2 separate regions of the Homo sapiens genome follow, and region 1 is linked to region 2. The links are chromatin loops, found by intact Hi-C in ENCODE. Cell type or tissue: K562. All regions are shown on one strand. Links, peaks and the distances in the headings refer to the core of each region. The heading gives the core; the rest is flanking DNA. Region 1 has its middle 29 kb from the start of BIRC3. Region 2 has its middle 43 kb from the start of BIRC2.

Region 1 (5,375 bases), core at 136-5,135, 100 kb before region 2:
ATCTTGGAGAGTGGAGTGAGGGGAAGACGATCTGAGAAAATTCTGGCATGGGGAGAGATGAGGAATGGGAGTTCTTTTTCACCTTCTAATGTTCTTGAGAATGCATCTCTTGGGGCTCAGGAAACAATACCCCAAATATGGCACTTTGGCCTCCTGAGTACTTTGATTTTTTTTGTTTGTTTTTTTGAGATGGAGTCTCACTCTGTCGCCCAGGCTGAAGTGCAGTGGTGTGATCTCGGCTTACTGCAACGTCCACCTCCCAGGTTCAAGTGATTCTCCTGCCTTGGCCTCCCGAGTAGCTGGTGTTACAGGTGCCCACCACCACACCCAGCTAATTTTTGTATTCTGAGTAGTTTGAACTAAAGGAGATTGGAAAGCCTCAGAGGCAGTTTAAGGAGCAAAGTCTCAGGGGCTCACGCCTGTAATCCCAGCACTTTGGGAGGCCGAGGGAGAAGGATCGCTTGAGCCTAGGAGTTCAAGACCAGACTGAGGAACATAGGAAGACCACATCTCTACAAAAATTTTTAAAAATAGCTGAATGGGGTGGCACATGCCTGTAGTCCCAGCTACTTGGGAGGCTGAGGCTCTCGAAGGATCTCTTGAGCCCAAGAGGCTGAGGCTGCAGTAAGCCCTCATCGCACCACTGAGCTCCAGCCTGGGAGACAGAGCCAGACCCTGTCTCAAAAACAAACAAAAAACTCCCCAAAACAAAGAAGCAAAGTCTTTCTCTGACCTTCTCCCACCTGTCTGTTTCCCATCCACCTTCCTTCCCTGAAGTGAGTCATAGAACCATAATTCCTCTTCCCAACTTTGGGTCATAGAAATTAGAATCCCTCTCCCTGCAAAGTGAGCCATAACATCTAGAAAGGTTACTCTCTCCCTTCTCCCTTGAACACCCTCATTCAGGAGGGGTGCTGCCTCATACCAGAGAGGAAAGAATGCTGCACAGAGAGGCCAAGAAGAATCTGAACGGACAGGACTTGCTGGGTTTCGCTCCCCAGTCTCTGACTTTCATCCAATCACATTTCTACGTGGTTGTCCATTCTTCATCAAACCTAAGAATAAAAATAGAAAGTTTTTTCTGGGTCTTTGGGTCTTCATTTCTGAAGGCTCCTGTGTCATCACAAAATACTTTGATTAAATAAATTTGTTATGCTTTTCTCTTGCTAATCTGTCTTTTGTTATAAGAGTTTTGGCCGTGATCCTTATGAAGGGTGAGACAAACAATTTGGAAATGGCATGCAAACAGATAGGACTACCTCCATTATCGTATGTAAGAATAGCAATTATGGGCCGGACATGGTGGCTCATGCCTGTAATCCCAGCACTTTGGGAGGCCAAGGCCGGTGGATCGCCTGAGGTCAGGTGTTGGAGACCAGCCTGGCCAACATAGTGAAACCCCATCTCTACTAAAAATATAAAAAATTAGCCGGGCAAGGTGGTGGGCACCTGTAATCCCAGCTACTTGGGAGGCTGAGGCAGGAGAAGTGCTTGAACCCGGGAGGCAGAAGTTGCAGTGAGCCGAGATCGCGCCATTGCACTCCAGCCTGGGCGACAGGGCGAGACTCTGTCTCAAAAAAAAAAAAAAAGGGGAGTTATTAATTTTATTAATCACATGATGGAGTCTTTCTGGGGAGAACAGGTGGCTCCCAAGCAGGTCCAAGCATGGCTTGAGAGAGCAGGGAAAGGAGACTGACTCTGCTTTTACTTGTGATTAGAGGGTAGGGTTCTTACTTGGCCAAGGCTTGCATGGTTTGAACTCACTTTCAGTGCCAAAGGAGGAAGCACTCAGGATTTCTTATCACCCCGCCCAGAGGTGGGGCAAGGAGAAGGAAGTTGGCGGAGGGGGAGGGGGGGCTTGAAAACTGTCAGCAAACATCAAAAATGGAGTCAGACTATGAGAATAAAAGAGTTTAAAAACCTCCTGTTTACTTTTTTTTTTTTTTTTTTTTTTTGAGACGGAGTCTCGTTCTGTCACCCAGGCTGGAGTGCCGTGGCGCGATCTCGGCTCACTGCAAGCCCCGCCTCCCGGGTTCACACCATTCTCTGGCCTCAGCCTCCCGAGTAGCTGGGACTACAGGCGCCCGCCACCGCAGCCGGCTAATTTTTTTTGTATTTTTAGTAGAGACGGGGTTTCACCGTGGTCTCGATCTCCTGACCTCGTGATCCGCCCGCCTCGGCCTCCCAAAGTGCTGGGATTACAGGGGTGAGCCACCGCGCCCGGCCCCTGTTTACTTTTTTTCTCTTTCTTTGAAATGGAATCTATGTTGCCCAGGCTAATTTTGGAACTCCTGGATTCATCTTTTCTACATTAAAAGATAATTTTCACTTAAAAAAGGGAACAAGTAGCTTTGTGTATTATATTTAATTTTGGCCTCCAAGTTTGAAACATCTGAACTGTCAATTAATGAGGTCTACACTACCGCTATGGGGCTTGGGACTTGTCTGTCCCTGGTTAGAATGTTTCACTAGGGAAGAGACTTCAGAATCTCTCTTGTTACTGTTAAATAGTAGCGGGCACATAGTAGACATGTTGCAAATATTAAATGGATGGCTGGTGGATAAATGGATGGATGAGTTCAAGAGAGTTGCCACTAGATGGCACTGTTTATTTGGATCTGTGTTGCAAATTTTCACAGGCATCTCAACAGTCCAGGGGAAGGTGGTGGCTATTCTTCGGGATCACGTCAGCCACGTATGTCTGAACTCCCCTGATCCTGCCCCGTTATGGCTGCTCCTTCATCCCCCACCAGCCCTCGAGGGGGTTGAGAATCATGAAATTTTCTCCTTGGAAATAATCTCAGATATTATCTATTCTATTGCAACTCCCCAAATTTTCAGGCTAACAAAATGGGGGGCAAGCCGTGAAACACTGCAGTGGGAGTGTAGCTGTCAGCAATTGATTTAGTTCAGATGTCTCAAACTTAGGAGCCAAAAATAACGATAATATGCTGAGCTATGTGTTCATTCAGAAAAAAACAAAAACCAAAAAACAAGAATTTCCTGCAGCGGACTTAACACCTGCATCCTGCGCCCACCATGATCCAGCCCCTGCAGTTACCATGCCCCTACTCCCCCAACCTCCCCCGACCTCCATCTGTTGTAGCAGACCCAGAAGGTCCTTCCCTAGACTTACATCTAATATTTACGTTTCACTCCCCGATAAGCTGTAAGGATCCCTTGCTTTCTGCAAATCGACTAGGTCTGCCATTTTCATCCTTAAACCTGACCTCCTTCTCCATTTGGCCTCAGGCCCAGCTGACCTGGCCTTGTTTTCCTCATCATAAGTGACAGTTTTTTAAAATCTGAAACATTCTAGTTGCAAATCCCATTACTGCCTCTATAGAATCCTGCGGTTTTGATTTTATCTAATCCCAGCATTTAACAGCAACTGGGCAGCTCTGCTATATCCGGGCCTGTGGTAGTCTCATTATCATGCATTTTAGCAATTATTCAAAATGCACCTTTTCACATAGAAGAAGAGTAAGTCCAAGTCCAATCTAGCCATAATTCATTCACTCATTCAGTAAGCATTCACTACATGTATATTACATAGAACCGGGTTCGGTCATTGTTTATAAAAACAAATAAGGCATTTCCACTCCCCAAAAGTAGACATGCAATCAGATAAAGTACAATCAAGTACATTAAATGCTTAGTAGTCTAATGAAAATAAATAGCAGCGTCCTTTATCAGACTGAAATGAAATATTGTTCTGCAATACAGACCACTGCAACTCTGAGTTTTCATCTACAATATAAGAATGATAAACTCTACCTCCCAGGCTAGTATGAAAACTCAAGAGTGAGTGTGGATATATAAACAAAATTTCCTCAGTACAGCTCTTGGCCTACAACAGGTGTTCAATAAGTACTGTTCCCTTCTCCTTCTCTATAATAAAGGTATAAACAAAATTTTGTGGGAACACAGAGGAGGAAGGTTGTAAGAGTTTCCTGAAAACTCTGCAATCTGAAGCACAGAAAAAGAAGAAAGTTGTAGGCAGGGGGCAAAGTAAATAGAGAGATGCATCAGCTGGGTCCTCCGGGAAGCAGATCTGAGACAGAGTTAGTGCAAGAGGCTTAGTGGGAAGTAATGCCACGAAAAATGAAAGAGACTGGAGAGGCGGTGTTGGGTGGAAAAGCTCAGACAACGTTGCAGATCTGAGTCTCCACCCACCCAACAGAGAGCTCTGGAGCAATAGTGCCTGTTAGAGGAGTCCTGCATTTTGCAGAAATATCCAGGCCCTGGTTCCCCTCCAGGAAGAACATGACCTTAGCTAAAAAGTGGCAGATTCTGGAGGTAGTAACAGCAGAGGCTGCCAGCTCACTGCATTCTTGGCAGTTGAGCAGCAAAATTTTTTCTTGAAAAGAGATCTGAGGGGCACACCTCTGTGTCTGCCACAGTATTTTGTTCTACCTCCTTCTAAGACTTACAGAGTGCCAGTATGTCCAGATGCTGTGCCAGGCACTTTTTTCATTTATTCTTGCAACAGCTCTTTCAGATGGATAAGATCCCCACGTTTCAGATAGGCAAAGTGTGTTTCAGTCCATGCTCTTCCCCAGTGGCCTGCTTAAAACAACGTCAGTGGTGGTGGTTGTCTGAACCAGCAGAAGTTACTCCAGGGAGTGAACCTAACACAAGATTTGGATGCAGGGAGACACAAGCTGAAGGTAAACTGGAACTGACAGGTTCTAGTCAAAATAGTAGTGACCCTGATGGTTCAATACTCTTGAAAGAGAACTTTCAAAGATAATAATACATGGTTCAATTACCTATGGTGTAATTGGGATCACGTATTTCCCTTACTTGGAATTTTCCATGGCTTTCCATTTGTCTTAGTCACATCAGGCTGCTCTAACAAATTGCCATAGGCTCAGTGGCTTAAACAACAAACACCTGTTTCTCACAGCTTTGCAGGCCAGGAAGTCCAAGATGGAGGCACTGGCAGGTGTGGAACTTGGTGAGGGCCAGCTTCCTGGTTTACAGATATCTATCTGATTTGTATCCTCACATGGCAGAAAGCAGGGAGAGAGGAAGCAAACTCTCTCCTGTATTTTCTTATAAGGCCACTAATTCCCATTCATGAGGGCTCTACCCTCAAGACCTAATCACCTCCCAAAGGCCCCACCTCCTGATACCATCACAGTGGTGGTTAGGCCTTCAACATATGAATTTTGGGGAGCATAACTTTCCTCTATAACACCATCAGACTCAGAATAAAGTGCCTTATCATGGCCTTCAAGGCTCTGCTTGTCCTGGCCTTGCCTGAGCCTCTAACCCAGTGCTTCTCTTGCCCCCCGGGGGACATTTGGCAATGTCTGGGGCCTTTTTTGGTAGTCACAGCTTGGGATGGAGCAAAGGAAGGTGTTACTGGC
Region 2 (5,375 bases), core at 293-5,292:
AACCCCTCATCACATGTATGGTTTACATATATTATTTCCCATTCTGTAAGTTGTCTCATTACTCTGTTGATTGAGGTGATAGGTTAGGTTGTTTATATCAGATTTTTCTTCTTTTTTCGACGTAGGCATTTATTGCTGTAAACTTTCCTTTTGGATCTGCTTTTGCTGCATACTGTAAGTTTTGGTATGTTGGGTTTCCACTTTTGTTTGTCTCAAGACATTTTTAAATATCCCCTTTAATTCTTTGACCCATTGGCTATTCAGGTGCATCTGTTTAATTTCCATATCTTTCTGAATTTTCTAGAATTCCTTTTAGGTTTCTATTTATATAACATTGTGGTTTGAAAGGTACTTGATGTTATTTCAGTCTTTTAAATTTATAAAGACTTGTTTTGTGGTCAAATATATGATCTCTCCTGCAGTATGTTCTGTGTGTGCTTGAGAAGAATTTGTATCCTGCTGCTGTTAGTTGGAATGTTCTGTATATGTCTTTTAGCGCCATTTGGTTTGATGTACGTAGTTCAAGTTTAATATATCCTTACTGATACTCTGTCTGGATGGTAAGTCCATTGTTGAAAGTGGGGTATTAACGTCCTCTTCAGCTGTGTTGCTATTTCTTCCTTCAGATCAGAAAGGAACGCGTTTTTTCTTTCTTTACATACAGTTTGACCCTTGAACGATACGGGTTCGAACTGCGTGGGTCTGCTTATATACAGATTTTTGCAGTAAATACAATTCGCCCCCTGTATCAGCAGGTTTCACATCTGCAACCAAACCTATATAAAGAATATGGTATTCGTGGGATGTAAAATCTGTATCTGCAGAGTTCTGCAGGGCCAATTATGGGACTTGAATATGTATGTCTTCTGGTATCTGCCAGGGGCCTGGAACCCGTCCTTCAAGATACTGAGGTACGACTGTATTTAGGAGGTCTGACATTGGGAGCATATATATTTACAATTGTTACATCCTCTTGCAAATTCACCCCTTTGTCATTTACTTACCTTGTCTCTTTTTGCAGTTTTTGAATTAAAGTCTATTCTATTTGATAAAACTATAGTGTCTTCTGCACTCTTGGTTTCTGTTTTCATGGAATATCTTTTTTCCATCCCTTCTCTTTCAAACCATGTGTGTCCTTGTAGGCAGCATTTAGTTGGGTCTTGTTTTCCTTTACCCATTCAGCTGCTCTGTCTTTTCATGTGAGAATGTGTGCATCTATTTTGTGTTGCTATGAAGGAATACCTAAGACTGAGTAATTTATACAGGAAAGAGATTTAATTGGCTCACAGTTCTGCAGGCTGTACAGGAAGCATGGTGCTGGCATCTACTCAGCTTCTGGTGAGGGCCTCATGGAGCTTTTACTCATGGCAGAAGGTGAAGTCAAATGTCACATGGTGAGAGGAAGCAAGAGAGGGGGGAAGTCCCACACTCTTTTAAATAACCAGATCTCTCATGAACTCAGAACACGAACTCACTTGTCGCCAAGGGGATAATGCTAAGCCATCCATGAGGAATCCACCTCTGTGACTCAGACACCTCCCGTCAGGCTCTACCTTCAATAACGGAGGTCACATTTCAACATGACATTTGGAGGGAACAAATACACAAACCATATCAGAGAATTTAACCCATTTACATTCAAGATTATTATTGATAAATAAGGACTCACTACTGCAATTTTGTTCATTGTTTTCTAGTTGTTTGGCAGACCCTCTGTTTCTTCCTCTCTTGCTGTCTTCCTTTGTGATTAGATGATTTTCTCTAGTGGCAAGCTTTCATTCCTTACTGTTTACTTTTTGTGCATCTACTCTTGGCTTTTAGTTTGTGGTTACCATGAGGCTTATATAAAACATCTTATAACAGGATATTTCAGACTAATAATTTTCATTGCATTAAAAAAAACTGTATACTTTTACTCCATGCTCCCCATTTTGTTTTTGATGTCACAATTTATATTTTTATATCATATATCCATTAACAAATTATTATAGCTATTATTATTTTTTAAAGTTGTGCCTTTTTTTTTTTTTTTTTTTTTTTGAGACGGAGTCTCGCTCTGTCGCCCAGGCTGGAGTTCAGTGGCGCAATCTCAGCTCACTGCAGCCTCCGCCTCCCGGGTTCAAGCGATTCTCCCTGACTCAGCCTCCTGAGTAGCTGGGATTACGGGTGCCCGCCACCACACCCGGCTAGTTTTTGTATTTTTAGTAGAGATGGGGTTTCGCGATGTTGACCAGGCTGGTCTCGAACTCCTGACCTCAGGTGATCTGCCTGCCTTGGCCTCCCAGAGTGCTGGGATTACAGGCGTGAGCCACCATGCCTGGCCTAAAGTTGTGTCTTTTAGCATTCATACTAATGATATAAGTTGATTTGCAAACCACCATTATGGTATTAGAGTATTCTGGAGTTGACTGTGTACTTACTTTTTAACCAGTGAATTTCATATTCATGTTTTCCTGTTAATAATTAGCATCCTTTTCTTTCAGCTGGAAGAATTCCCTTAACATTTCTTATAAGGCAGGTTTAGCGGAGATGAACCCCCACAGCTTTTGTCTGAGAGTCTTTATCTCTCCTTCATTTCTGAAGTAGGGCATTGCAAGGTAAGTGCATATTCTGCTTCTCTTTGTTTCTAGGGGGCCAAAGCTCTGTATTAATAATAGCCTTAATGTAGTGGTTTTCTCAAATGCTGGTTGTTTTTTAGGTTGTAGTAATGGTGTACTGTGTGTGTGAGCGGGTTCACTTTATCCTACAGAGATGGGAAGGTGGAGGTGTTGGGAGGCTTATCTCGTTCTCCAGAGCTGTGTGCTTCAGTCAGCAGGAATTACATTGGGTTGTGCAGTTCACTCTACGGGCCAGTAGGTGGAGCTTGCAGGAAAGAGGCGGCCAAGCACTGTCCAGTGGTGTCAGTAGAAGTGATGGGCCCTGGAGGTTGACCTCCCAGCCAGTAGCTGGCACTTGCAGGCGCCCGGTAGTTGAGATGGTGTAAAATTTTTACTTCGCCTTTGTTAATCAGGAGAGGTATCAGAATTCTTGGGCAATGAGTGGGCCCATGGGGTTCCCAGTGGTCCCCATCCCGGCTCTGCTGCCAAGGTGGCTGGCAAGGGTCTAGGGTCAGCTTCCAGGCCACTGGGGCAATCTTCCAGAGAGGCCGGGAGGTGCCTCTCCTGTGCTACAGAGCCCATTCAGGGGAATTGGGACAGCCCAGGGTTTTCACTGTACCACATTGCAGTGGGACCCACCCAGCTCCCACACCCCTGAGCTGGTAGGTCTCCAGTATCTAGCTGTCAGCAGCAGAACAGAATGGTTATGCTAGTCCCAAGCCAACTGCATTCAAATTGCCTAGCCACAGGCCATGTGACTCCTTGGGGGCAGAAACCATTGTTATTAGGCCGTACCCTTTCTGTTTTAGTCTTATGGAGGGCGGGCCACCATGCTTCCCTGCCACTGCGTGAACCCACACCATGCTCTTTGTGGTTCTGACAGTGGGGGCTCCTACCCTGCTTGAGATCAGATCATAAATCTCCATGCTCCTGGATGGTGTGCTTGAGTCCTGGGGAACAAGTACCAAGTCAGCAGACTTGTCCACTGGCCCCTTGGGCTCAAGTAACAGCTGTGATAGGGAGGAGCAAATTGCCCCCAGGCTGCCAACAAAACACTCAGATGGGGCAATGGTGGCTACACTGTGGGGTCAGGTTCCCCCTGTCTCCTCCCTCCCCAACAAGCCATGGGAATGGCCAGGCAGGCAGTCTTGGGAGGGATGAGCAGGCATGGGGCATGCTCAGATGTAGCCTGTCTTTGTGGCATATAAGAGTGAGAGTGCCTGGGCCGTGCTCATTCCCTGGCCTGGCAGACAGCAGCAGCTGCAGCAGCTTATGGCATGACATAGAGTCTTGGGGGTTGGTGCCCAGAGTCACGCTTTGCTTAAGTTGTCCAGCACATAGAAGCCTTTGGGGTTCTATATGAGTTCAAGTGACCTGTGTGTGTGTGGTCTCCACGTAGTTCCCTAGCTCCCTCTGCCAGTCTAAAGGTCTGTGAGGTCATGGAACTCTTCTGTAGCTAAGATCTCAGAGGCCTGTGGCAGGAATGTGGTACCCCACAGTTCCTTCACTCACCCTTTCCTTGGGTCCTGGTCTGGGGCCAGTCCTGGCACTTGGTGATGCCAAGCACGCAGTCCTATTACTTCCCTCTTTAACCAGTGTCTCCCATCTTCTATTGAATTTCAGTGTTCTCTTTTTTTTTTTTTGAGACGGAGTTTCACTCTTATTGCCCAGGCTGGAGTGCAATGGTGCGATCTCGGCTCACCGCAACCTCCGCCTTGCGGGTTCAAGTGATTCTCCTGCCTCAGCCTCCCAAGTAGCTGGGATTGCAGGCATGTGCCACCACGCCTGGCTAAGTTTGGTATTTTTAGTAGAGACAGGGTTTCTCCATGTTGGTCAGGCTGGTCTCGAACTCCTGACCTCAGGTGATCCGCCTGCCTCGGCCTCCCAAAGTGTTGGGATTACAGGTGTGAGCCACTGCACCCAGCCTGTTCTCTCTTAAAAGATCTGTTCATGTGATTTACTCAATATTTTGGTTCCTCTTTGTGGAAGAGGCACATCCTAGCTGCATCTAGTCAGCCATGTTGAACCTGGTATCTTTATTGCATTTTTCATTTGTTGTACTCTGCAGCTATGGAACTTTTTTTATTTCAATCTATTAAATTTCTCATTTTGTTTTCCTGATTTCATTGAATTGTTCCTCTGTATTTCCTTGGTTTGCTGAGCTTCCTTAAAATGATTACTTTGAATTCTTTGTTATGTAGTTTGTTGCTCTCCATTTCTCTGGCATTAGCTACTGGGAAATTATTGTGTTCTTTTGATATTGATGTTTTCTTGGCTTTTCATGTTTCTTTTTACCTTACGTTGATGTTTGAGCATTTGGTGCAGCAGTCACCTCTTCCAGACTTTTAAGACTGGTTTTGTTAAGGAAAGACTTCCCCTGTGAGAGGGGGATGTGAGGGCACTGGCTGGGTGAGGTGCAGTGATTCTGGCAGCTGTGAGGATGCAACAGTGTAGTCTCCTTGTAGCTCTTTCAGCTGAGATCACTGTTGAAAACTGCAGGGATCCTCAGCAACCAACACTGTCAGTGTTTGCAGCAGTGGTAAGGGCTGTTGGGGTGCTTGGTGATGATGACTGTAGGGTCCTCTTGATCTCTCTTTCCCCGACCAGGGAAGTTGTGGCTAAAGGGATCCTTCTTGACACTGGGTCTGGCATGCAAGCCCACTTGAGGTGGCAATGGAACTGGTGTCTGATGAGTGATGCCCACAGAGCAGCATGTGTAAAGGGACTATAGCTCTGGGGTGGTAATGGCACTGGTGCCCAGGGCACAGACACCCTGCT

What was found. Peaks named below come from ENCODE experiments on the same cell type or tissue, not always from the same donor. Only the 100,000 strongest peaks of a DNase experiment are listed, where the experiment ranks them.
Region 1: it touches region 2 in a loop (4-fold over the local background); 4 of 110 quality-filtered maps call a loop at or near these places.

The regions. Positions count from the first base shown.
Region 1 is chr11:102,285,535-102,290,909 of GRCh38, forward strand. No RefSeq gene overlaps it. Among named protein-coding and RNA genes, the nearest start is that of BIRC3, 29 kb to the right of the region's middle. In K562, for the core only: a CTCF peak has its summit at 2,594 (motif pointing right); DNase peaks (open chromatin) are centred at 1,827 and 2,587.
Region 2 is chr11:102,388,017-102,393,391 of GRCh38, forward strand. No RefSeq gene overlaps it. Among named protein-coding and RNA genes, the nearest start is that of BIRC2, 43 kb to the left of the region's middle. In K562, for the core only: a CTCF peak has its summit at 2,847 (motif pointing right); a DNase peak (open chromatin) is centred at 2,845.